Linked DNA regions of Mus musculus: regions 1 and 3 are each linked to region 2. Evidence: chromatin loops called from intact Hi-C (ENCODE). Cell type or tissue: gastrocnemius. All regions are shown on one strand. Each heading gives the region's core, and the rest is flanking DNA. Links, peaks and the distances in the headings are about the cores only. Region 1 has its middle 16 kb from the start of Gm24716. Region 2 overlaps Gm46418 (a long non-coding RNA gene). Region 3 has its middle 17 kb from the start of Cxcl14.

Evidence for each region. A loop is a pair of places that touch in the nucleus more often than their neighbours do. Peaks named below come from ENCODE experiments on the same cell type or tissue, not always from the same donor. Only the 100,000 strongest peaks of a DNase experiment are listed, where the experiment ranks them.
Region 1: it touches region 2 in a loop (4-fold over the local background); 7 of 42 quality-filtered maps call a loop at or near these places.
Region 3: it touches region 2 in a loop (8-fold over the local background); 37 of 42 quality-filtered maps call a loop at or near these places.

What each region holds. Positions count from the first base shown.
Region 1 is chr13:56,322,878-56,331,090 of GRCm38, forward strand. No RefSeq gene overlaps it. Among named protein-coding and RNA genes, the nearest start is that of Gm24716, 16 kb to the right of the region's middle. In gastrocnemius, for the core only: a CTCF peak has its summit at 5,071; a DNase peak (open chromatin) is centred at 3,090.
Region 2 is chr13:56,417,298-56,425,510 of GRCm38, forward strand. Gm46418 (a long non-coding RNA gene) reads left to right here. Exons shown (of 7, transcript XR_003950506.1): 7 at 5,304-6,515. Among named protein-coding and RNA genes, the nearest start is that of Gm3045, 5.2 kb to the right of the region's middle. In gastrocnemius, for the core only: a CTCF peak has its summit at 5,213 (motif pointing left); a DNase peak (open chromatin) is centred at 5,222; H3K4me3 peaks cover 222 bases; H3K27ac peaks cover 349 bases.
Region 3 is chr13:56,275,834-56,284,046 of GRCm38, forward strand. No RefSeq gene overlaps it. Among named protein-coding and RNA genes, the nearest start is that of Cxcl14, 17 kb to the right of the region's middle. In gastrocnemius, for the core only: CTCF peaks have their summits at 3,792 (motif pointing right) and 4,718 (motif pointing left); DNase peaks (open chromatin) are centred at 3,800 and 4,713.

The sequences.
Region 1 (8,213 bases), core at 1,959-6,958, 95 kb before region 2:
CAGAGATGTGTGGGGTAATAGGATTACATATCTTAAGATGAGGATTACACGTGCACCTCTGAGTACATATGCTTTCCTGCTTCTGAGTGAGAAAAGTTAAAACCCTAGGAATTATGGGAAGTACTCTGTTTGCTACTTTGATGTTACCCTGTCCACAACACCGGGCAGAAACACTTCCCTTAAGGAAGGGAAGGTTAATTTTGTTTTAGGGGGTTTCAGTTCATCATGAGGGGACAAAGGTGGCAGAGAAGCTTGTGGTGTTTGGTGTTGGGAGGATGTGGCAGAGGCCAGTCACATCATAGCAGACCTAGAGACTGTCAAGGCCAGGCTGTCACCAAAGGTTGGCCTCCAGTGACCTATTTCTGTTAGGTCTCACCTCCTGAAGGCCTCACAGCCTATCAAAATATTACCACCAGCTGGAGAGAAAGCATTCAAGACTACTAATCTATGGGAGCAATTTCTTTAGCTGGGGATTTCTTACTGACCTATGGTCAGTTTGTTCCTAGGAAATTCATTCTGGAGTCTGCAAAACAGGCTAGCTTTAATCTTGACACCCCTGTAAATCGACACAACAATGGAAAAGGAGGCAGAGTTAGTCTGTTTACTTGGTTTGAGCTCCCCTTCCATCTCTGCCACTGACTTCTGTGAGGGTTTGGCGAGCGTCCTTGCCTTACCTCACCTTTCTGTTTTCATTTCTAAAGTGGGGGTTATACTTGTTTCCATGGCTCCCAAGAGTATATGGCTATGAAGGCGGTGGGCGATGTGGGTAGCTTAGCCTTTGGCAAAAAAGATGCAAGCATCAGACCCAGGCAGCAGATTTGGTACCGTAGGTCAATAGCATATGCCTAGCTTGCCTGAAATAACCCTGAAATCCCTGTGTCAATATTAAGACACCCACTTTCTATTCTCGGAACAGTTTTAGTTTGGAAGACACATCCAAAGGCTATCACAATTCACGCTCGTTAGATGACAGCCACATTGGGGTTGGACTTAGTCTTGAGGATGGATGCAGCTCGTGTAGCGTGTTATCAGAATTGAGCCGCTGCTGTCTAGGGAGAAGTCCTTTGCTCACTCAGGTGGCCTGGCATGTCTCCCAGTGGGCCAGCTAATGAGACAGTTCCCAGGAAGCTGGGTGCATCTTTGGAGGGGCAGGGTTCGCCCTAGGCCGTTCCTCTCCACCCTCGGCTGGCTACGCAGTTACAGAGCTCATGTTGCAGCATGCTAGGTGACAACACCCATGAAGACTGACACACGTCGGCTCTCATCACTGGCTGATGGAAGCAGGCAAAGGCTTCCGTGTAGCAATGGAAGTACAGATATACGGAGCATGGTTTGTGTCTGATAAAAGACCCACTGTTTCCTAAAGTGACCTGGGACACATCCTTAGTCTCAACTGGAAGGAATATGAAGAGGTCATGGACCTTTGGGGACTTTTATCAACTGGAAATTCTATTTGAAAGCAGAGGCGGGCATTTTGGATGCTGAGATCATGACTTGGCATGTCCTGGAGGTGGAAGGGAAATGGGTCACGGGGTCATGTTGAGTTGTACCTTTGGCTTCTCCAGTGATTCACTATGGGACCAAAGCCCATGTATCCATTTGTAAATTGGGGTACAGTCTTATCCCAGTCATCTCCTCGTTTATCACTTATCCTTACTTGAGAAGTCAGTGAGCTCTCTAGGCACAATGTCAAGTCACTCCCTCGCTGAAGCATCTAGCCTAGGGCAGCATCTGTTGGGTGCCGGGAATACAGCAGTGATTGTCAGAGCCTTGGCTCTCAGGAGAACAGACTGGCAGTGAGCTGTAAGTAAACAGCATGTGAAATAGTTGGACCCCCACATCGCATGTAGTAAAGTCATGTGGGGTGGGGGAGGGGCCCTTCCCGGGTCAGATGGAGTCTCATCTCCAAGAGGACTGAGCTCCAGAAGGTAAAGCCCATTCGAGGTGAAGGGACACACAGTCCTGTTGCCATCCCCACCAGAACCATGGGAGATAGTTTGAGCCCACTCAGTGTACAATTAGCTTCATCTTTAGGAAGGTCCATTGTTAGGTAGCAGTTTTCTCTGAGATAAACCTTCCATCTTGGAGGACACAAGATGTCAGAAGGGAGGTAAGACAACAGGATGTCCTTAGGGGAGATGGCACTTTTTTTTTTTTTATCACACAGGGAAGACCATTAAACTGGAGAAGTAAACAACTCATTAAATTCAGGAAGTCCCTGAGGCTGACAGGATTAACTAGACCTCTCCCTCTCTGAGCTTTTGTAAGCTGAGAGACCTGCTCAGATAAGATGAGTGGCCTAGAGGATGCTCAGACTGGCCAAGGTATCTGGAAGAAGCAGAGACTAGCTGAGCTGCCTGGAAGAGGCTCAGCCCAACCAAACTCCCTGGAAAGGACACTTTCCAACTTGTAGAGCTGCCTGCAGGCTGTATAGTGAGCTTCAGGTTCTTCTGTGAGCTGTCACCCATGCTAGGGTGGGCTTTGGTAATGCAGCAGTCTTTGAGTCAGTTTTGCTCTTGCAACTGCCCCTCACCCACACTCCTGTGACTCTGATAGAGCTCACTGGTTGGCACTGGTCAACTTTGGTAGTACCATACTTTGGTCTGTTGTTGGTTTCCATTCTGGGGTGAGTAGGCTTTTGTTCATATTTCCTTGGGGTCAGGGCCATACAACACCAATAAAGTCTGGCGAAGGGCAAAGCCTGTGGACTGCTGTAATCTGTGTGAAAAGGGAACTGTTTGTTTATTCGTATGTTTTGATCTCTCTGGAAGGATACATTAGAAACTGATGAGTGTGTTGAATGTGTGTGTGTGTGTGTGTGTGTAGTGGAGAGCTGAGGTAAACCAGATTCCCTTTTAGATGTGTGTCTATTTTTACTGCTTAATTTTTTTAAACCACGTGCTTATATCATCTTACAATGAAAAGCTCAGTTTTAAAAGTCAGTTCTAAGTGTATACTTGTTTGAAAATGTCTGTAGGCAACAAAAAATGAGAGAGGAGTATGGAGAATCTGAGGGGTACGGAGAATCTGCCAGTTGCCGGTAAAACAAGCCCGGTCTGGATCAAAGATGGGCCTGAGGCCAGCTCTGGCAGGGGGAACTGAGGCAGGGGAAGCGAGTGACCCCCGCATCCATCTACATGTGCCCCGACACAGGTTTATGGCCTTGCTTCTCACTGCACAGGCAGGGGCTGTCTATCCCCCAAGGCTGACGTTCCGACTTAAAATGTTTGCGTTTCTTTGGCCTGAAAAATTACAGCCCCAACCCTTCCAACATGTACTGACTTTGTTCTAATTATTTATGCGCGAGTTTGGTTCTCCCACAGAATTGCACAGCTCTGAGAATTCCCCTCGGAGTCTCGTGCCTTCTGCGATGCCCTTGCTTCAGCAAGAGTTAACTGCACTCAACAAAACAAGCTCATTCGTTGTGGATTGTTTATCCCCGTCCCTCCATACCCACTCTGGGGCTGTAAAGATTTTGTTGAAAATATCTCTCACTGTATTTTATGATTAAAGAATCTCCAGTAAGCTTGCGCGGTGCCTATTGATGGTTGTAGAATGTGTTGGGGGTCAATCTAATTTTCTGACCTATTGTGCAGCTCGCTCGTGTTGTTGACACTCTGAAGCCGTGTTGGGTTTACTTTTCTGTATGGTACTTTAGCTGTCTGGGGGGAGCCCTTTTCTCTCCAGACCAGAGGGAATCAATACTAAGAGACTTTGTTGAGTGGTCCAAGTAGGTCAAGGTGCATTTTCATAATGCACCTTTGGCTCTTAATGATATAAAATTACTTCCAGAAAGCTATTCACACTTCATGCATGATTTTCTTGGGTGGAGTTTTCTGATCCCTGTGTCGACAGAAATTGGAGGGCTAAGCTGGGTAAGTGCATGGAACCACTGACAGCAAGAAGACACTGTGGCATCATGACAGTCACCATAGAGACAAGAGTCTGAGAGGCACAAGGCTGGGGACTCAGCGGGTCAGAGGGCAGAAGAGTCCCAGCTGTTTTGGTATCATATGGGAATAAGTCTGCAAGAGATTATTTTGAATATTCAGTGTGAGCTATGTTCCACATCTTCTGCTTGAAGAAGAAGGAAGGCAGAAGTTTTGGATTCTAAAATGAGAAATAGTTTAAAAAGTATGTGTGCGCGTGCATATGTGCATGCGTGTGGAGCCCGAGGTTGACGTCAGGTGTCTTTCCTCAAATATATCCCATTTTTATTGTTTTTGAGCCAGGGTCTCTTGAAGACTCTGAGGCTTGTAGATTCCACCAGGCTGTATAGCCAGTGAGCTTTAGGGGCCTGCCTGTTTCTGTGTCCATCCGCTTTCCAACACTAGGGTTGCAGGGGTGTGCTGCCATGCCGAGTGTTGGGGATTTGACCTCAGATCCTCCCACCTTGTGTGGAATACATTTTTATGACTGGCTGTCTCCTCAGCTCAGAAATAGTTAAAACAAAAACAGAAACAAACCTAAATTCCATGATGCCAACATTCTTTCCTTATCACAATAAAGAATATTGTCTAAACTAACAGCTGAAACTCTAGGAAATAGGAAAAGTAGATGGAGATGATCTCGTCTGTTTGCTTGCTTGTCTATTAAGCCACCGGTGTGGTATGAATGTGCCCCATAGCTTCCCTACCTCATGTCCATCCATGCAAAAAAGCCTAGAACCAGAAGCAAAAGACATGGTAGAAAACAACAAAACAAAAAATAGGGAAGAAACTCCCCAGTATTTTAAAGTAATACAATTACCTTGAAACCAAGGGAAGTATTAGCTTTACTAAAAGGAGGCCAGTAAGTTGGCAAACAACATAAATGCTTTGTATGTCCTAATTCTCTTTTATAACAAGAATAAGCCAGTTAAAAAAGTATTTAATACAGAAGATCTCATTTTAATTGTCTGAGTGTATAAAGTACCTGGGGAGACATGGAATCAAGACTTGGGATGGATACTGAGAAAAGCAGCAGTTCCCATGCCCGTTAAGACTACTGGGATCAACAGAAATGTATGCTGTGTTGGTGACTAGCAGAGGAGTGCAGTTGAGTTTGTGAGGCAGTGCTGCACACGGCCTGCAGAGGGGGTGGTAGTTAAATCACCAGGCCTGGGCTCCAGCTGACTACTTACAGGGTCAGGTTACTGAATTGAAGGCTCAGGTTTTCTCATGCATAGGATGGAGGCGGTGATGTCTCCCATGCAATCACTCCAAGTCTGTGCTTGTTGAGACTGAGAACAGCGCCTGGGGCGGGGCCAGGGCTCCGATGATGTTAGCCTTTATTTTTACATCAGTTTGTTTTCAACTTATGGGAAGATGCAGAAAATTCTAAAAGTATTCGGGAGAAACTTTGCATCGGTTATCTACTCATTAACAAGGGATGCGGGGCTGGGGAGATGATGCTCAGTGGCTAGGATCACTTTTGTAGAGGACCTGAGTTTGACTCTTAACACCCACATTGGATGGCTCACTACTGTGAGTAATTCCAAGTCCGTGGAGATGCAGCATGTCTGGCTTCAGCTTTCACTGACACTCACATGCACATATTCACACATGGGGACACACACACACACACACACACAGAGACAGTGAAAAAGAAAGTCTTTAACATAAAGTCCAGAATGAGAGGTGCAGAGGCATTTGTGTGCAGAGCTTAGATGTAGCCCGAAGTCTTACTGCCCATATGATGGTGTTCTCTATAGGAGAACTGAAAAGTGTACAGAGGAGAATGAAGTGTAAGAGTATCTCTGACTGGGTATAAGAACTCGGTGCATTATTCATCTGGTAAACACACCAGATCTTCCATTCACTGAAACAATAGTTTCTTTCTATCAATGCTTATGAAGCTCCGTCCAGGGCTTTACAACCTCTAAGAGGGCATTTATAAGACCTCCAAGCTCCAGTTAGGCATGTGGGATGGAAAGGGCGCACTTACCATTAAAGTGTGGGAACTGTTGCTAAATATGATTCATCCAAATGCATTCCAGATGGGAGGGTGGATATCAAAATCGCTATCCTGGAGCCTGAAGACATTCTGAGGGCGGGTCTATACGCTCTTCTTCATTACTCTTATAGTTAAAAAATATATAACAAAAGAGGTTAAAGGACACAAACAATTGAACCACAGAAGAAAATGAAAAAAATAAAAATAAAAAAAGGAAAATGCCAAACTTTACTAACATTAAAACATTCACAGTAGATGCATCCCTTTTCATAAATCACGAGGGAATAGCTTTAAGTATCATAGCATCCAGGCATGTAGAAGATATAGTGAAATGGCTACTTTGATATTCAGGTGTTGAGGGGGCAGGCTGGACCAGTTTTCTAAAACGCCTTTTATTATGAATCTGAAGAACAGCCATCGTGAGGGCCCAAACAATTGAACCTCTATGAGTGCATCCTGAGGACGAGTCCTGGGCCAGCAAATGGGCTTGGCTTCTCAGGTATTCATTGTTGCATCGTCTTAATAGGAAGAAATTGGAACCACATGACATTCCCAGCAATATGGTAAGAGTTAGCTCTGTCATGGCCCATTCGCATGATGGATAGTCTTGTCATTAGCAGTCATGTTTCTGAGGAGTCCTGTCACCACCAGATGACATGAGAGAATGCTCACTATACGCTAACTGAAAACACCACCATGCAAGCTATAGATAGAATGATTCATTTTTTTTTAAAAAATAAAAAATAATCAGAGACAGAAACATGATGGGATGAAGCAAAGGAACGATAGGAGCTGGTGAGCGGCGTGCCATATCTGTGGCTGGCGTGGGCCATGTTCAAGCTCTACTTTTTAGGCTTTCTGATGGCACCATATACATATATTTACAATGAGAAAAATGTTAGACGGTGATCAAGAGATCAGACTGTGCAAAAGATTCTTGACATGTGTTTTACTAAGAGTAAAGCCTGGACCTTACTAGCTAGCTCGTTGAAGCAGAAACAGAATCGGATTGTGTGATTGAACAGCAGCCATAAGGACAGATGGGAAGGCTGAGGGGACAGGGGGCACCAGAGCCTCTCAGAGACACTAAAACCCTTTTGAGTCACCCTTCACTGGAGATTCCTTGGCCCCAGCACAAGGACGTGTTTCCAAGTGCCTGTGGTATCGTACTAGCTGCCCATCCACACGTTACCACAGCAACGATGTGTGTGGTGTGTGTGTGTGGGATATGGGCAGCCCCTCTTGGCTCCATTGCTTTGAAAGGCTAAAGCCTTTTAGCATCAAGAGCTTGTAAGTCCTGGAGCTGTTTAATTCAGTTTCCTGGCTAAGACCTCTCTCCTTTCACTTCTCTTCCCAGGCACACTCAACCTCGTGTTGGATCTGGGATGCTCACTGGCCTAGAACAGCCAGTGGGTCAGCTGAACCTGATGCTTCTCTGTTGGCATGGTGCTTATTGCCTGGGAGTGGGGCGTCAGCCACTCCAAGAGTATAATAGCATCTACCTGAGGACGCTGGTGTGACTGTGGAAGGCTAGTCTCAGGGCTGGAAAATAGTAGGTAGCTCAAGGATCTAGAAGCAACTATGGGCTTGTCCCATCCCTTCAGCAGGCTGGGCTTCAGGTCCCCTTTCTAGAAACCAGTTCTCTTTGTAATAAGTACCTTGAAGGGACTCTATGAGTCTTAAAAGTCAGGGTTCTCATCCCTGTAAGATTCAGAGGAAGTGCCTATAGTTAGCATTACCATTCTCTCTCTCTCTCTCTCTCTCTCTCTCTCTCTCTCTCTCTCTCTCTCTTTCTCTCTCCTCAGTCTTGCCAAAGGTTAGCTATGCTCGGTGCTGAGTATCAGGTGTACAGTATGCCCAACACTTGTGCAGCAGGACTTCTGGGAAGACATTGCTGTCATGACTGTTGGGGAATTAGGGATGCTTCAGTTGCTGCTGTGGCTTCTGTCTGATTGGTCCCATGAGGGGCTGGGAGGTTTCCCAGTCTACCTTTACCAGAGCCTGCAGCTCTTGGGCACGGGTAGAAGGGCCTCCTCTGCCAAATCCTCTCAGCTGTGGGTGCACAGAGGATAGAGCAGTGGGTGTGAGCTCAGAGCGGGTGTGGTCATTCCCCGAAATGAGCACAAAGCCCGGCTTTGACTTCCTGCCTTGCTTTCTGGCATTTGAAGATTACCCTTGCAAGAATTCCCTTGGCTGGGCCATTAGGAGCCACCAGGCAGAGCTCATGAGTCATTGAAGGGAGAGCTGTGACCACTGTGCGTGGTCCCTGATCCAGAGGA
Region 2 (8,213 bases), core at 2,207-7,206:
AGGGAGTAAGAGAGAGAGAGAGGGGGGGGGAGCCATGAGTACATGGAGAGAGGGGGAGAGGGCAATGGGGAAGAGGATAAGGGAGCAAAAGAAGAGAGCAAGAGAGTGAGGAGGGGGCAAGCAGCCCCTTTTATAGTGAGTCAGGCACACCTGGCTGTTCCCAGGTAACTATGGGGCAAAGCCTAGACAAATGCCAACAAAGAGATCTGTCTTTATAGGGGAAGCAAGCCCCCAACCCCATCCTGCAGGAGCCCTGGATGGGGCAAAGCTGACCAGCTGGGATGCACACATTAGGGACCAGAGTCAGGAAGGCCCTTGCCTCAGAGAGTAGTAGAGAGTAGGGCCAGGCTAGGATCTGATTGTCCTGGTTGTGACCAGGCTCCAACCCTCCCTTAGAGGGAGCTGGTTCTAGAGACACACCTGCCGTCTGAAGGAGAGACATTAGAGTCTACTCTAGAGTTGCTCTGTCCTCAGAAAAGGCAGAGCTGTTGGGCCTCAGACTGCCTAGTAAAGGGAGGAGTGACTACAGCCTGACCTGGTGGATAGAGGCGGGCAGGGCAGGTAGCAGAGACTTGGGTACCAGAGGAACCAAGGCCAGGGTCGGGGCAGCCTCAAACCTGCTGCCCCGCCCTCTCAAGCTTATTCCTCACAAGGTGGGAAGGACTTGCTTTTGCCTCTAAAACTCCCAGAGAGAAGTTCCTCTCCCACCTGTAGCAGGGAAATATTAAAGAGAACGGCAAGTTCCTGAGGTACACCCAGCTACTCTCTGTCCGGCGGTCTTGCCGCCTCTAGCTAGCTCCAGTCAGCAGTCTTCCTATCTCCTAGCCCCCTGTACCTTCTCAGCCATAAACCCACTGTGATCGGCAGTCTCAAATTCCAGTAACCCAGTAAATAAAAACTCTAGATGCTTATAATTAATCTGTCAGATTTATATATCAATACATTCTCAATTCACAATGCCCACACAATAATTTCAGAACCAGTTGATAATAATACAAGATGCCCACCTAGATTAGACAAGTTACCCCAATTATTCTATCCCTATATGATATCATAGCTACCTGTGGTTATTTAAAGCCACCCGGAATCTGAATCGTCCTGTTCTCTGGGGAACCCAAAGCTCTCCTGACAGAATGAAGCCTCTAGGATGGAGTAGAGGCATCAGCGGGCATTCGGTGAAGTTGGTAGACATGGAGTGAATAAAACACACGTGGATCGACAACTTCCTCCACTTTGAGGGGCTCAGCAGGCTACCAGACAAGCAGTGTGCTTCCTGAGGTAGTGCTCTGAGGAGACAGCCAAGTAGCATGTGACTGGAGGTAGGCCCAGAGGCCAGCTTAGAGGAAATGGCTCTTCTGAGGAAGAGGCAGGATTGGAGGGACCCACTAAGTGCAGACCTGGAGGCAGGGCACTCAGGCAGGGAACAGAGCAAGTGTGTACCCTCAACCCCATCTTCTGTTAGCACTGTACTGTGGAGAGCGTCCCTAGAGAGCCAACCCCTGCCAGGATTCCCAGGCTTCCTCTGAGGCCTTGCTTTGGCTCTGTGGTCCACACTGCTCTCCCTTCGGGCGCCTGCCTTTGTATCCTACTTGCTGCCTGGTGAGGTTTCCCAGCCACCTTACTCAGCGCCCCCAGACAGTCCCCTCAGACTGATGGCTTGTTTACATCTCTGATAGCTGTGTCCTCGTTAGGAGCAGCTGACAGATGACCTTGCAGGGCACGAAGTCGCCGCTGTGTTTACCTCCTGGCTACTAGGCGGACAGCTGAGATTTGTGAAGCTACCTGTGGTTGTTTAATTGGAGAAAGCTGTCCTTGTTAAGGACTCTAGACCCAGAGAAGGACAACTCTGGAGAGAAGGAACACGTGAGCTTTAATTACTGCTGCTTGCTCATTTGCTGCGTGCTGATGGATGTTAACTGACTGCAAGATCTCACTTGTGTAGGGCGGTGTGAGTGTTGGTGTGAGCGGTGCAGGCTGCCTCCCAGGGAGCCTGGCCAGGCTGGCCAGCCTTACTAGCAACCCTGAACTGAAGGGAGGGAGGTGCTGCCCTCCCACTCTCCTCCCTCCTTCCCTCCCTCCCTAGCAAGCTGGGGAAGGGAGTATCCTCAGGACTCAGGAGGAACTGCAGAGACATTTAGGTACTTACTTGCTTCACCCCATAGCTTACCAGCCAGGGGTCTCCTGGAGCGCACAGTGTGCCTAGGACTTGACCACGTCATCTGGATGATTAGCAAATGTGAGGGTCCCGGCGAAGCCCTAGGATTCACATCTGCCAGGACACAAATCCACAGCTTCTGGTTTTCAGGGCACTTTCATGCTCTGTCCTTTTAAACTTTTGAGTCTGGAGATCATGAGATTCACACGGGGTTTTAACAAACAATGAAGGGTGGGCTCTATGGGCAGGCTGTTTGCCTAGCATGCGTAAAGCCATGGGTTCAGCCTACCCCCAAACTGCCTCAAACCAGGCATGGGGAGGATCAGGAGTTCAAGGTCAGCCTGGAGGTCAGAAAACAAGATAGGAGAATCATGTCTTTCCTCCCACTGTAAGTTCCAGGAGTCGACCCAAATCATCACACTTGGCAGCAAGCACCTTTACCCTCCGAGCCATCTTGTCAGCCCAGGAACCAGGATACTGGCTTCCATACAGTCAATAAGAATATTTCCATTGACATCGTCACAAGGGGACAGATTTGTTTCCGCCATGTTGTCTCCCTACAGCCTCTCCACCTCCCTTCTATCCCGACCACCCAACAGTTTGCAAGTTTAGGAGCTGAGCTGTTCTCTTCTGAGATTCCGTATTTCCAGAGTGACGCTCTGCATTCGCTTGTTCTCCTCAGCGCACTGTCTGGCTCCTCACTAAGCATGTGTATTTTTGAATAATTCGTTCCTTTCTATGGCTGACTAGCACCCTGTGGTATGGACATACCACAGTTGGTTTACCCTTTCACCCATGGATAAATCTCACATAATTTATGCGGATTTTGGTGTGTGTGCTCTCGGGAGTGCAAATGCTGGATTCTGTGGGCGTTACATACTTTGTTAAGCAGCCTCCTCCTGCTAGACTGGTTGTTCTATTTTGTATTCTTATCTGTAAGGTCAGAGTGACCCTGTTTCATGGGTGTCTCTAGCATTTGCTAGTCATTTGTTAAATAGCTGTTCTGACCCAGTGTGTGTGTGTGTGTGTGTGTGTGTGTGTGTGTGTGGTGTCTGTGTTCTGATGCAGTGTACATGCGTGGGGTGTGTGAGGTGTGTGTGTGTATGTGTGTGTGGTATGGTGTGTGGTATGTGTGTGTATGTGTATATGGTGACTCACTGTGTTCTGATGAGTGTATGTGTGTGGGGTGTGTGTATGTGTGGTGTGGTGTTTGTGTGGTGTGGTGTATGTGTGTATGTGGTGTCTGTGTTCTGATGCCGTGTGTACCAGTGTGTATGTGTGTGTGTGTATGGTGTCTCACTGTGGTTTTAATTTGCATTCTCCTAAAGGCTGCTTATGCCGAACCTTTTCTCAGGTGCTCACAGGTCACCTGTAGGTGGTCTGGTGAACTGTCTCCCCTGGTCATTCGTCCACTCTCTAATGGAGCCACAGAGTGCTTCGCTGGTCAGGCTCAGTTCTAAGGTCCTGCAGTGACTTGTCGCAGTATGCTCTGGGAGGTTTTTGTTTTTGTTAATTTTTTTTCCTGTTCTTTCCCCCTTTTGAATGTCACTTTCCCTCCTTTTAGAGGGATGTTTCTCAGAGCAGAAGTCTTACTTCCATGGGGTTAATTTCCCAGACCTCTTTACGCAGGCTTTTGATGCCCTCAGACCCTTACCCTGTTATGGTTACAAGCTATTTTCCCCCCTGTGTCTTCGTTTCCCTCCTAAACTTTTGAGGTGCTATGTACTTCTTACATTTAGTTTCATATTGATTTTCATTGAAGCTCAGGTTTTTTCCTCAAACACACCCAAAGTTCCGCTGTCCTTTGTTAGACTGTCTCCCAGCCCTGTAGACTCTCTCTCCTTCATACTCCTGTTGTGCGTGGCTGTGCGCGTCCACTTCCGGTTCTGTTTCACTGACGCATCCGTCTGTCCCTGCCAGCCCCATGTGGTCCTGACCACTGTGGCTACAGAGAATCTGGGGGGACTTACCTCATTTGACCCATGCATGGCCCAGAACTCTCTCTGGTTCCTTTGCCTTGCCTAAGAATCTTAGAGAACCTCCTTGGCCAACTCTCCCTTAGTAAGTGGAAAGTTCTATTAATTTCCCTGACCGTAAACACAGGTCTGTGTTGTTCTTTTCATGTCATGTGGTGTGATATGAGTACAGCTTCATTTCTCTAACTCATCTCCCCCCTCCCAATCCCCGTTATTGACAACACCATCATCAATAACCTGCCTCTGAAAACATTCCGCCATTTCCAAAGGAGACACAGCTGAACTGTGTAGACTTTTTCAGTTTCATGACCCCTGAGGGACACATGGTTTCCCGGATGGAGCTGCTGAGTCCAGAGCTGCGGCTAGTCGTCCTTGAGAACGAGCAGACAGGTCTCCGTACTGCCCCACGATGCAGAGCAGATAGGAAATGGATCCATTGTCTCTTCTTTCTGGAAGATTCTCACCATCCTTTGGCCTACCTGTTCTCTGGATAGCTGCCTGTCCTCTCTGGAACAGAGGGGCTCCCAGGGTCTGAGCTCCTACCTCCATCACAGCAAAGGCTCTCCCAGCCCTGAGGAGCCTGTGACTACTTTAAGAAAATCCTTCCAGGGCTTCAAAGAGTAACAGGATAGCTTTCTGGAATGCTTGTTAAAATTCTTGAATATGTTTAAGGGATTTACATGTTCAAAGAGAGAATGCTTTCTGTTTGATGTTGACAAAAAGACGCGCCCCCCCCCTTTCCTGTGAATTTAAATAATTTGCCTGATTTCGGTGCGGAAGACCACAAGACTCTGTTCTCAGTGGTCGAGATGTGGTATTTGTTAGAAGACACCCCACTCCCAATCCCCCACCCCGTGACTAACTGCAGGGGAAGATGTGTGTAAATGATTCGGAAATATGTTTTCAAACAAACGGCCATCTGAAAGTTGTCAGCTGGGAGGAAAATGGCGCCACCCTTGCATAAAGAGATTTGGTTTCTCTGAAACAATCACACACAAAGAAACAGAAATATCATCTTAAGTAATCATTAATGACGACCCAATAGGGACCTTCCAGAATAAATGGAAATCAGTCGCCCCCTTGTGGACAAGGCGGTAAGTACTGAGTTCTGAGGGAACTGTGGTATATGTACTCTTACACATCTGGCTGATTCCGACGCCCTTTACCTACAGGGTCCCTGGCACACGGCTCTGAGATGGTGAAGAATTGAAATGCTACTAAAGCCCCTCCCTGAGCAAGAAAATCTTGGCAGGATGACGCCAGAAGCATGGGGAGGGGAAGGCTCTGCTCCTGATGGACCACGGTGAGCCTTGATGCTGTCCAAACAGGTTCTGCCAAACCCCAGGAGCGGCTTCTGGGCAAACATGGGACTAGCACCGGGACTGGCACGTGAAGGCGAATGCAAAGGGTTTGGGAGATATTTTTTTCTCCCAACAAGGAAGCAGGCCGCTGTTGATTTCCCCCTGAGGGGCCGGAAGTGCACTGCAGCAGTGTTCCGGTGGGCTGCTGGGCCTGGGTCTCCTCCTCCGAGCCCTGCATCCTGGGGACCAGTGCTTGTGCATTTGTCCCACAGAGATACTGTGACTGCAGCCAGCCCTGCAGCATCCCGCAGACCCCAGCCTTCAGAGTCTGTCTCCTCCAACCCTGCCTGCGCCCAGCAGCGCGGACCACGTGCTCCCGAAAATCAGGAGTTTCAAGCTTTCAACCTTTGCTGTTATTCATCGTGGGGCCAGGGTCCCTCCTACCCACAATGTGTACTCTCTGGGCAGAGAACAGGATTCCTGGCAAACAGAAGCTGGGAGCGCAGCCTGGAGTGCGGTGTCTCCAGATCTGACTCTGACCCTGGGATTCAGGATGTTCATATGAACATGTACGTTAAGTGAATCCTTGGCGTAGGCTTCTGTAGTGGGCCGTGGGTCCACCATTGTGCAACCCCCGCATAAGTCTTTTCCTATCTCTTGGCTGTTTGCAGGGATGAACTGGCACGATTTAAGTAAAAACAAACTGAACTTCATTAAAAAAACAAAAAAAGTAAACTTTTGTTTCCCAGAAAGTCCTCAATAACAACATTAGGAAGGCATTCCTAAGAAGAAAATATTCACAATGCAAATGTTCGACAAGGGGCTTGTATCCTGCATATATAAGGAGTGTTTGCTATGCAACAACAAGAACAGGCAAAAATGAGGATAAGATGATAATATAAGCTCCTGACAGCCCAGTCCTACTGTGACTGGAAATTCTAAATAGAACATACAAGCTGCTATGTGAGAACTCTAAAAGGTGAGTGAATGCAGATTGGGGGGGCGGGGGAGAGAAAAATCTGTGAGCAGCCATGTGCTCCTCCCTCCTCCCTCACCCTGCTCTTTCCTTGTCTGGTCCTCCCTCACCCCCTCTGTTCCTCCTCCTCTTTTCTTCCTCTTCCTCACTCCCCTGTCTTCTTCTGTTTTTCTTCCTTCTCATGGAAACAGCAGAGGCAAAAGGATACAGCACAAGGGAGTGCCAACAGAATCTGATTGGGGGACACATCTGGAAAGGTGGTGTTAGGAATATCCAGGATTATACATAATTTAAAAAAACAGCCCCCTAATTCTGTGAGAACAAGCAGTAGGCTTAGCTTGACCCCTGAGCTATGCACAAATCACAGAGACCCAAACAGTGGCATAAAACCTTGAGAATCAAACTGAAATATATACCATGTCCCTATTTTTAAAACTACACTTGCTAAATAGTGCCTGCTAGGGACAACCCCAAATCAGGACAGTGCCCGAGACCGGAACCACTGTCCGCACAAGGCGATGCTGAACCTGAGATTAGATCTAAGCAAACTGAACACTGGCTAGGACAAAATACCAATGGCTCTCAGACAGAGGATTATGGGTAGAATCCAACATCTACACACAATGACATTTCCCATCTCTAAAATAATCCAAATCTACCCAGCATGCAAAGAGCCAGGAAAGCACCGCCAGTTCTCAAGGGAAAAGAATACATTCAAATCCCAAGGTGAGTCACTGGCTGCTGGATTACCAGACAAAGACTTCAAAAGAGGCTGCGGTGAGCGCATGCATGCTCCCTCGGATCCAGAGAGATGTATGGAAGAGGCTGCGGTGTGCGCATGCTCCCTCAGATCCGGAGCGATGGACGGAAGAGGAATAAGGAGCCGTATGTCCACGAAGAACTTTTAAAAGATACTTTTAAAAAGAACAAGCAGAAGTGTTAGGATGGAAATACATAAAATCTGAATGAAAAAATTTCCCTGCATGATCCAGCGGGAGAATCAACAGCTAGAAAAGAGGGGTGCACGGATGGGATGCCAGTAAATATGGTGCAGCCTGAAAAATTGGGAGAAGGTTTTAAAAATGAGCCTTGAGGCAAGTGGGAAAATATTTTTAGGGTTTAATGATGTGCTCCTTGTTAGATTTCCAAGATAAGGGGAGAAATAGTGTTGGAGAAATGCTCGAAGAAATAAAGACTCATGGGATATGCAGAGTGTCCGTGCACCCCAAAAAGATGTGCTCTGGGGAGACCATGCCCCGGCGCAGCTTGGACTACTGAAAACAAAGATAAAAATTCCGTTGAACAAAGAAACACCATCCACAGTGGGTTAGTGATATGTCCACTCTAGATGCCGCTCCACCAGTTGGAGAAGCGAGGGTGCCATTGGCTCACACGGTGACAGGACCACAGTCAGGAGCAGCGTGTGAGCAAGAGAACCCAATAGACTAATCTGCTTGGTACAATTTTATAATGTTCTAGACAGGGTAAAGCCCTGTGTGGTGATGGCAGGTGGCTGGGTTCCTGGGGATGGTAAGGGAAGATGGAGGGAGGGAAGGAGGAGAGATGAGGAGAGGGGGAGGGGGAGGGGGAGAGGGAGGTGTGTGTGACATTATTCCTAGGGAGACAGGAATCTACTCACCCCAAGTAGGAAACCAAACAGTAGTTTCTTGGGTCTGAGGGTACAAGGGGTGGGACTTGGCTGCTGCATTGGATATACTGATTTGCTAATGATATTAGCCTTAAGTAGCATTGACTATATAACATGAACTAAAGGTAAATAAGTCTGAAAAAAGTCCAAACAATAT
Region 3 (8,213 bases), core at 1,466-6,465, 140 kb before region 2:
GCTTTCCAGGTAGAGCCAGCTGAGGGAGGAGCACCCTCACCCTTGTAGTTCTGTAAGGAAGCCCAATAAATCCACGGACGCTCTAGCGCCTTGGTTCTCAACCTGTGGTTCTTGATGGTCTTACGAACCCTGAACAATACATTTATCTTCGTTATTCCTTCATAACTGTAGTTTTTTCTACTGAGCAGTATCTCAGTGTCTAAGACCATCAGAAATATGTGTCTCCCAATGGTCACAACCCATAGGTTGAGAAGCTCTAGAGTGGACTTTGGAGGAACTGTGTCTCAATTTGTTGTCAGAAACCTGGGAGGGAGGTAGACATTGTTTTATGTCTCCCAGGGAAGGGATTTTAGCAATACCCAGTGTTGTGTTTTATAAAAAGGAAGAGAAGCCAAGGATATGTTTGGCGGAGGTGTGGTATGGTGTGGAGGAAGGGGTGTTCTCTGCGGGCCCATGCTGAGGCATCCCTTCCCCCTAAGGGACCAGCCACAGGACGGTATAGTATAGAATCGAGTTTATTCAGGGCATGGGGAGGGGAGTTGAGGGGGTAGAGACAGAGAAAGGCAGAGGGGGAGAGAGAGAGAGAGAGAGAGAGAGAGAGAGAGAGAGAGAGAGAGAGAGAGAGAGAGAGAGAGAGAGAGAGGAAGAAGAAGGAGGATGAGGAGGAGGAGGAGGAGGAGGAGGGGGGGCAGGGGAATGGGGAGAGAGGGGTAAGGGGGTAAGGGGAAAGAGCAAGAGGAGAAGAGAAGAGTGCCAGGAGAGGCCAAGCAGCCCCTTTTATAGTGACTCAGGCACACCTGGCTGTTGCCAGGTAACTGTGGGGCGGAGCCTAGATGAAATGTGGATACCCAGAAAAGATACTTTCTCAGCTCCCAGCATTCCCTAGTTGCTTTGTCTACGACTGAGACCTTGAGAACTTTCCCCCTTGCATGTCAACGTGTCTGCTGCTGCTGTTTTTGTTCAGATCTTGTTTAGGCAGCCATGTTGATGAGAGTTTGTGGGCATAGCCTCTCTGACATTTCTTGGAGACACAATCTCACTGCACAGGTCCCGAGTCTCTGCCTCTCACACCCCATCTCTGCGCCCCATCTTTCTCAGTGACCCCCACTCCCACCCTGCCCCCAGCCTTAGAGGAGCTGTGCTGTAGATGTATCAGTTGTGACTGGGCACCACTTGATTATGTGATCTCTTCTTCGCTGCGTCTTGGTGTTGCGGTTCTCTGTAGCAGTTTCCATCTGTTGCAAAGAGAAGTTTCTTTGATGAAGAGTAAGACCTACCCTTACCTGTGGGTGTCAGGATAAATATCTAGCATGCAGTTAGGAATCAGGCTGGTTTGGTGCAGTGGTGGTTGTGGGTTCTCCTCCGGGATCCGTGACGTCACTGGGGTCAGGTAGTTCAGGAGTTTTCCAGTGCCGGGCACTGTTTACATCCTGTTGAGCAGCTTTAAGTCCGATTAAGGAGCTGTTGGTTACCAAGGTGCGCGTGCCACTATTGCTCCCTTAGGACTGTTTTGCCGTGCTGGTGTTGTGGTTCTTAGCCATCACTCCAGTAGGTCTACTGTTTGCTTAGGAGAATGGGTAGGACCTTTTGGGGACCCAGGAGCAAGGAGGAGTTTTCCAGTCAGATCCCCTGGGCCCTGTGTCCAAAGTTCTTTGTGTCTTTAGAAACAAGGATTCACCTCCCACCTCGGAGAGGCTGCCGACAGCAACAGCGATAGCATGTGGTATCTTGGGAGCCTCTTGGACAACTGTCACCCACAACTGAAAAGAGGTCACTCCCATTCCTAGTGTGGGTTTTTTGTTAGGCGGTTTGTGGTTCTTGTGGAGAGCAATGTCAGCCAAGATGAGACTTAAAAAAAAATTAAACTAAATATGTGTGTGTATGCAAAGATGTACATGCATTCTTTGTCATCTTAGGTAGGGGATGATATGCCTTCTGACCTTCCCCCAGGCATCCTTACACTATTTCTGGAAACTTAGTCCTACTCATGGTAAATAATGCTATGGGAACACCTCCAAGTGGGCATTGGTCTCCGTGACCGGGATTCTTCCTCCCTTACGACAGGCTTGTGGAACTAGGTAGACTGGCAGGAAGGTTTCTGTGGATAACTAATATCCAGAGTGCCCCGAAGGCATTTTCTAACACTCAGGCCTCATTTATATTTGACCTCTCTGATGGACTTACGCAAAAGTTTGCCTTCTAAAGTGTAATAAACACCACACCATGACCAAAAGTGATTCAGGGAGGAAAGGGCCTACTTGGCTTCCAGGCCGTTGAGAGGCGAGTCAGGGCAGGAACTGAAGCAGAAGCCATGGAGGGGCGCTGCTGACTGGCCTGCTCCTCATGTCTTGCTCAGTTTGCTTTCTGATAGAATCCAGGGCCACCTGCCCAGGTGCACCACTCACAGTGGCCTAGCCCTTCCCACATTAATCATTAATCAAGAAAACTGCCCTATGGGCTTGCCCATGGGCCAATCTGATGGGCACATTTTCTATATTGAGGTTTCCTCCTCCTAGTTGTGGAGTTTTGAATGAAAATGTCCCCCATAGGCTCATAGGGTGTGGCACTATTAGTAGGTGTGACTTTGTTAGAGGAAGTGTGTTAAGGGGGTGGGGGTGAGATGGGGGCGGGGCGGGGTTGAGGTTCCAGATGCTCAAGCCAGGCCTAGTGTCTCCTTTTCCTCCTGCCTGCCAATCCAGATGTAGAACTCTTGGTTCCTCCCCCACCCCCACGCCTGCCTGCACGTCATCACTGTGCTTCCGGCCATGATGATAATGGACTAAACCTCTGAACCTGTAAGCCAGCCACAGTCAAAGACCTTTATAAGAGTTGCCATGGTGATGGTGTCTCTTCACAGCAGTAAAACCCCAACGAAGACACCAGGTGGTTATAACATGTGTCACCTTGAGCAAAAACAAAACAGAGAACCTGCCTTGCACAGCTTTCTCCTGTGCTGGGTTTGTGTTGTAACCCACCAGACCAAAGGACTCGTCATACGGTGTTCCTTTTCCAACTACTCCATTATTTGTTTTGCAACACCTCACTGGCATCTGCAAGGCTGGATGTAACAATCATTTCTTTCCTACAGTTGGACCTTACTTTTTTCTTCTGTTGGGGTCTGAGCATGAGATTTCAGTATCTTTCCTAGGCTAGTAGTATTCAATTCCTGGTGATCCTCCTGCCTCCGTCTTACAAATAGCTGGGGGTGAGGAGAGGGGCAAGTATGTGCCACCATACCCAGCTGTTATTTTTCCTCCTCTTCCTCCTCCTTTCTCCTCCCCTCAATCTTTACTGATTGCACCTCTCAGAGGCACACCAGAGTGATCTGCCTTACGAAAAAGAGAATGCCTTGGATTTACCAAGGTGGGAATAACTGACCCGTGGATCCAGAGTTCATCCACAGATCTTCCCGTGAGGCCATTCCTCTGCTGTGATCTGATCTACGTGCTGGCTTTGATCTTGGTTACGTTCTCTGTTAAGCTCCCTCTTTAATTATTACAGAAACAGAGTTACCGTCCAGGAACATAGTTCCATCAAAGCTGCATAGATTGAAAATGGCCACACCAGGTTTTGAGAGGCCTGGGTCCCTCTGTCTGACTCCAGCGCTGTGCTTTTGCCTGGGTTATTACACAGGCTCCTCATTAGTTCCCAGAGATGGGGTTTGTATCAAGGAAACATTCTCTTTTGGGCATCATGATAAACAATCAAAGCCAGGAACTAGAAGCTAGTCCCGGTCCAATGGTGTCAGCTCTAGGCTGTCCAGAAGCATGCAATCTATAAAGTGGCCACAAGGTGGCGCTTTTGCACTGTCTCCAGAATGCAAGTGGAGGGCGCCGACTTGGTCTGTGAGATGTGTTTAGTGGGGCTGCTTGTGTTTAGCTGTCCAGCCGAAGGCTTCAACGCTTGTAGGAAAAGGACCAGGCCACGGTTGGTGTGATTCCATGAGCAGATTGGTCAGAGCAAGTAGGCTTCTGAACTAGATTGTAGTTTGAGATAACGGCAGTGTTTGGTCACTTCATACTGAACCTCTTCTTAGCCCAGTTTCCCAGGGCAGAAGTTCTTGAGTTTGCCCCAGAATCTGGTCTATAAGGGAGAGTGAGTTAGGAGCTTGGGTGTTCCCTCAACAACGCTTCTGCCCTGCAGTCCCCTGGTGCTGGGGAATGGGATTAAAGACAGGTTGAGAGATCTACCATAGACCCAGAGGTGGGTCTAGGTGTGGGAGGGATATGGCTCAGCTTTTCCAGGATCTAAGTGGATGACTGAGTCTTAGGGCCCTCATGCTCTGAGGACTAGGGACACCAAACCTTCTGGGCATGTGTTGGAGAGCAGTAAATCACATATTCCTCAGATTATATTGCACACCAGATTACATCCAGAGAGAAACCAATTCACTATATTCAAGAGTCCTAAAGCCTAGGGAGACATAAATGTATCTAGAAAAATGTTATTTCATGTAGCAGCATTGAGGTGTGTTGAAATATGAAGACTTACTCAGGCCTGGTTGGTAGAAATCCTGACATGGTGATTTGGTACCTGGGTGTCGTCATGGAACTGAATTTTTATTAGACTCCGTTTTCTTAACTACAAAGCAAGGATAGGGGCTCGAGAGATGGTTCAGGACAGACTGCTCTTGCAGAAGACCGGAGTTCAGTTCCTGGCACCCACATCAAATGGGTAACAGCTACCCACCACTCCAGCTCTAGGGGATCCAACGCCCTCTTCTGGACTCTATGGGTACTGCACTTGCATGTGTATACATACAACACACAGGTAAAAATAAAATAAATCCCAACAACAACAGCCAACCAAGGATACAGTGTGTTAGTCTGTTTTGTGTTGCTATAACCAAGTGCCTGATGCTGGAGAATGTATAAAGAAAAGAGGTTTATTTAGTTAACAGTTACACAGGTTTGAGAGCACGCACTGCTGAGGGCCTCGTGGTAGATGGTGTCTATGTGGCAGACGTGGGTATAGAAAGCACCACTTGGTGAGACAGGAAGGAGGTCAGTATTGCAGGATTTTCCCTGTCCAATCACGTTAGGGCAGTGGGAGGCTTGTGATTGGACAGGAGAAGGGAGGTGGGGCTAAGAGGAGAGAGGAAGGGAGGGAAGGAGGGAGGGAGAGAGAGAGAGAGAGAGAGAGAGAGAGAGAGAGATCGGTCTTAGGATAGGAGGAGAGAGAGAGAACCAGAATGGAGGTCAATGTGGTGTTATCAAAAGGTTAGAATAATTGGGTTAAAGCTTTATCATCAATTGGCTCTGAAATTATTGTATTAGCATCTTGTAAATTGTGATTAAATTAAATTGATATATGTCTAATTGGTTACTATAAGCTTAAGAGTCTTGTTTCTACTGGGTAATTAGGTGTTGAGATGGATAACCAGGGGTGTGTGGGGCGTTACATGAAAGCAAGAGAAACTCGGGGAGGGGGGCATCTTAGAGATGGCCCTGTGACCTCACAGGGTCAGCGAGTTGGCAGGGAGAGAGACTGAGTGAGTGAGATCACCTGGCACAGGGGTTAGCCGCAGAGGGTCGGCGGTCCAGCACTAGTGTGAGACCATGCTGATTCTCTTTTTTAATATTTCCCGCAACAAGTAAGAGTGGGTTGAGGCAGCCAAACTGTCCCTGAGGCCATGCTGGTTCCTCTAAGGACAGTCCCCTCCTAGTCTCTCCACTAGGCCCTGACTTTTAGAGGTTCTGCCATGTCCATCCAGAGCTTCTAGCACACAAACCCAGTGTGGCAGATGATGTCAGTGTCTATCCTATAGAGCTAGCGTGCCCAAGGGAGAACGTGTGAGGCACACAGCTGTAGGCTCAGCACGGGCAAGTGTGAGTCTTGCCAATTCCCTGGTCCCCTGTGGGCTTCCCATACAGCTGAACAAGTGACATGAATTCCAAACAGTCCCCCAAGGCAGGACCTGTGGGGAAGAACTGGAGAGACCAAGTTTAGTTGGAACTAAGAGCTCAGATCCAAAGGGTTGAGCTGGTGGATGCTGCGGTCGGGGAGCAGAACTCTGCTCTCTCACCTCAAGGCCTGGAAGGCCAGTTACATACCTTCCTGGTGTGTGTCCTTGCGGGACATTTGTGTGGGGACTCAAGTGGGTGAATGAAAATGCTGCACTCAGCACAGAGGACATGAGGGACCCTCACATGGAAAGTGATGTGGGGAGAGTACCCTGGTGGCCAAGAGCTCAAAGCTCCCTCCTGGCATGGTTGAGGACAGCCAGGGCTAGCACGGAAAAGGGAGGTGTGCCACAGCAGGGTTCTGCCTTGCCCTCATTTCCAGGTTCCCACTTGAGAAAGATTTTGTGGCTCTGCGGAGCTCAGGGGTGGCTCCAGGAAGCATCCTTTTGCGTGCTGATTTAAGGACACATCACTTGGACCTTTCAGCCATGGAGTGGGCTGCTTTATGCACTGGGCAGCTCTAGTTATTGGGTGATCACACCATCACCGGCCTATGGCTATACAGGTCTGGACAGAGCCCAGAGCTTCTGGAATAGGTAGGTGTCAGTTAAGAGCTAAACACAGAGAGCCTGAAGGGGTCAGGTGCCACCCCAGAGCTTCCCTGGCTCTAGGAGCCTCCTTCAGCCCACACAACTAGCAAGGCTCCATGGGTCTTCGCGCTCTCTCCCACCACAGCCTCAAGGGAAGGAGAAAGTCAGAATAACACTACAGAGAATGGTGCAGCCCAGGGTTTTCATGGATCCCCAAGCTGCCCCATGCGTCAGCACTGCCCAGTTGCCCTGAGGTCAGTGCTCTTAACCGCTGAGCCATCTCTCCAGCCAACAGAATTCATTTAAAATTTTTTTACGTGCACTGGTGTTCAGCCTGCAGGTATATCTGATTAAGGGTGTCAGATCTTGGATTACAGACAGTTGTGAGCTGTCAGGTGGGTGCTGGGAATTGAACCTGCGTTTTCTGGAGGAGCTGTCAGTGGTCTTAACCACTGAGCCATCTCTCCATCCCTTGACTTTTGTTCTCTAGAAAGTAAAACCCAGTACCTGATTGTCTGGGTTTCCATGTGGACAGACACGTGGTGAGGGTGGGGCGGTGATTTTCACTCAGGACAACTGTCAGGGACCAGTGCTCTCCCTAGCAAACCAAGATGGATGGGCGCCGCACTCAGGAGAGTGCCAGATCTTTAACATTGCTGAAGAGCTCTTGGTTACTGTGTCACTTTGGCCAGGGGCCTTAGTCTCTTCTAAGATGGGACCCATACTGGGGTTTGGTGGGGAAGCCACGCTGTCCCTGAAAGCTATAAAGAAACTGCTTTTTTTTTTTTTTTTTTTTTTTTGGTGGCGGAACCAATGTGAGTGCTGAGGCCCTGGCTGTCTTTAAGGGCCACCGTGGCAGGGGAACAGCCTTTCTGATGTAGAAATGACTGTTGGGTCATGCCTTTGAGGAAACAGTTGAGAGGACACCTCTTGTTCTGCCTCTCCCTTGGTGCTGGGGCAATTCTGAATATTGGTATCTTATCAGACAAGCGTGCCACCTATATCCATTCTGGCCTCTGGCAAGACGAAACTCATGATTTTAAATCTGCCTGTGAACTGATTTGGGAAGCCAGCAGCTGGGATGGTTTCCACCAGCTGCTCACTAAAGTCCTGAGCCGAATCCGACAGCATCGTGGCCGCTTTGCCAGCGCTGGGAACCGGCTGCCGCTGCTCAAACAGAATTTGTGTCCATCGAATGTGGGACAAGCAGCAATCTCCGCCTTGCAGCTTGAGGTTGCCTTTGTTGAGCGGCTGGAGAAACCCCGCAGGAGCATGTGACTGGAGTGCCATCCCGCTTCTTGAACACAAGTAGACTTGACAGCAGTAAAATGAACCTGGCTCCCACTGTGGGCCTGTGCTGCCATGTTGACTAAATGGTTGATCCCCATTCCATAATTAGCTCAGTTCAGAGCTAAGTCTTGCTCTCCGGGCCTTTCAGGCAGGCAGGAAGGTCAAATGGGGATGACAGACAGGAGCAGTAGACAGTTCTTCAGAGCAGAACATCTGCAGGAAGCCAAGTGTGCAAGGGTTCAAATCTTTCCTCTACCGCGGATGTGCTAGTTTGAAGGAGAAATGACCCCATAAAGTCAGGTATTTGAACATCCGCTCCGCAGTTGGTAGCACTGTTTAGGGAGGCGTTGTGACCTTGCTGGAGGATGCAGTTACTGACCTGGGGCTTCGAGAGTTCACTGATAGCCTCACATCCTCCATTTTTCTCTCT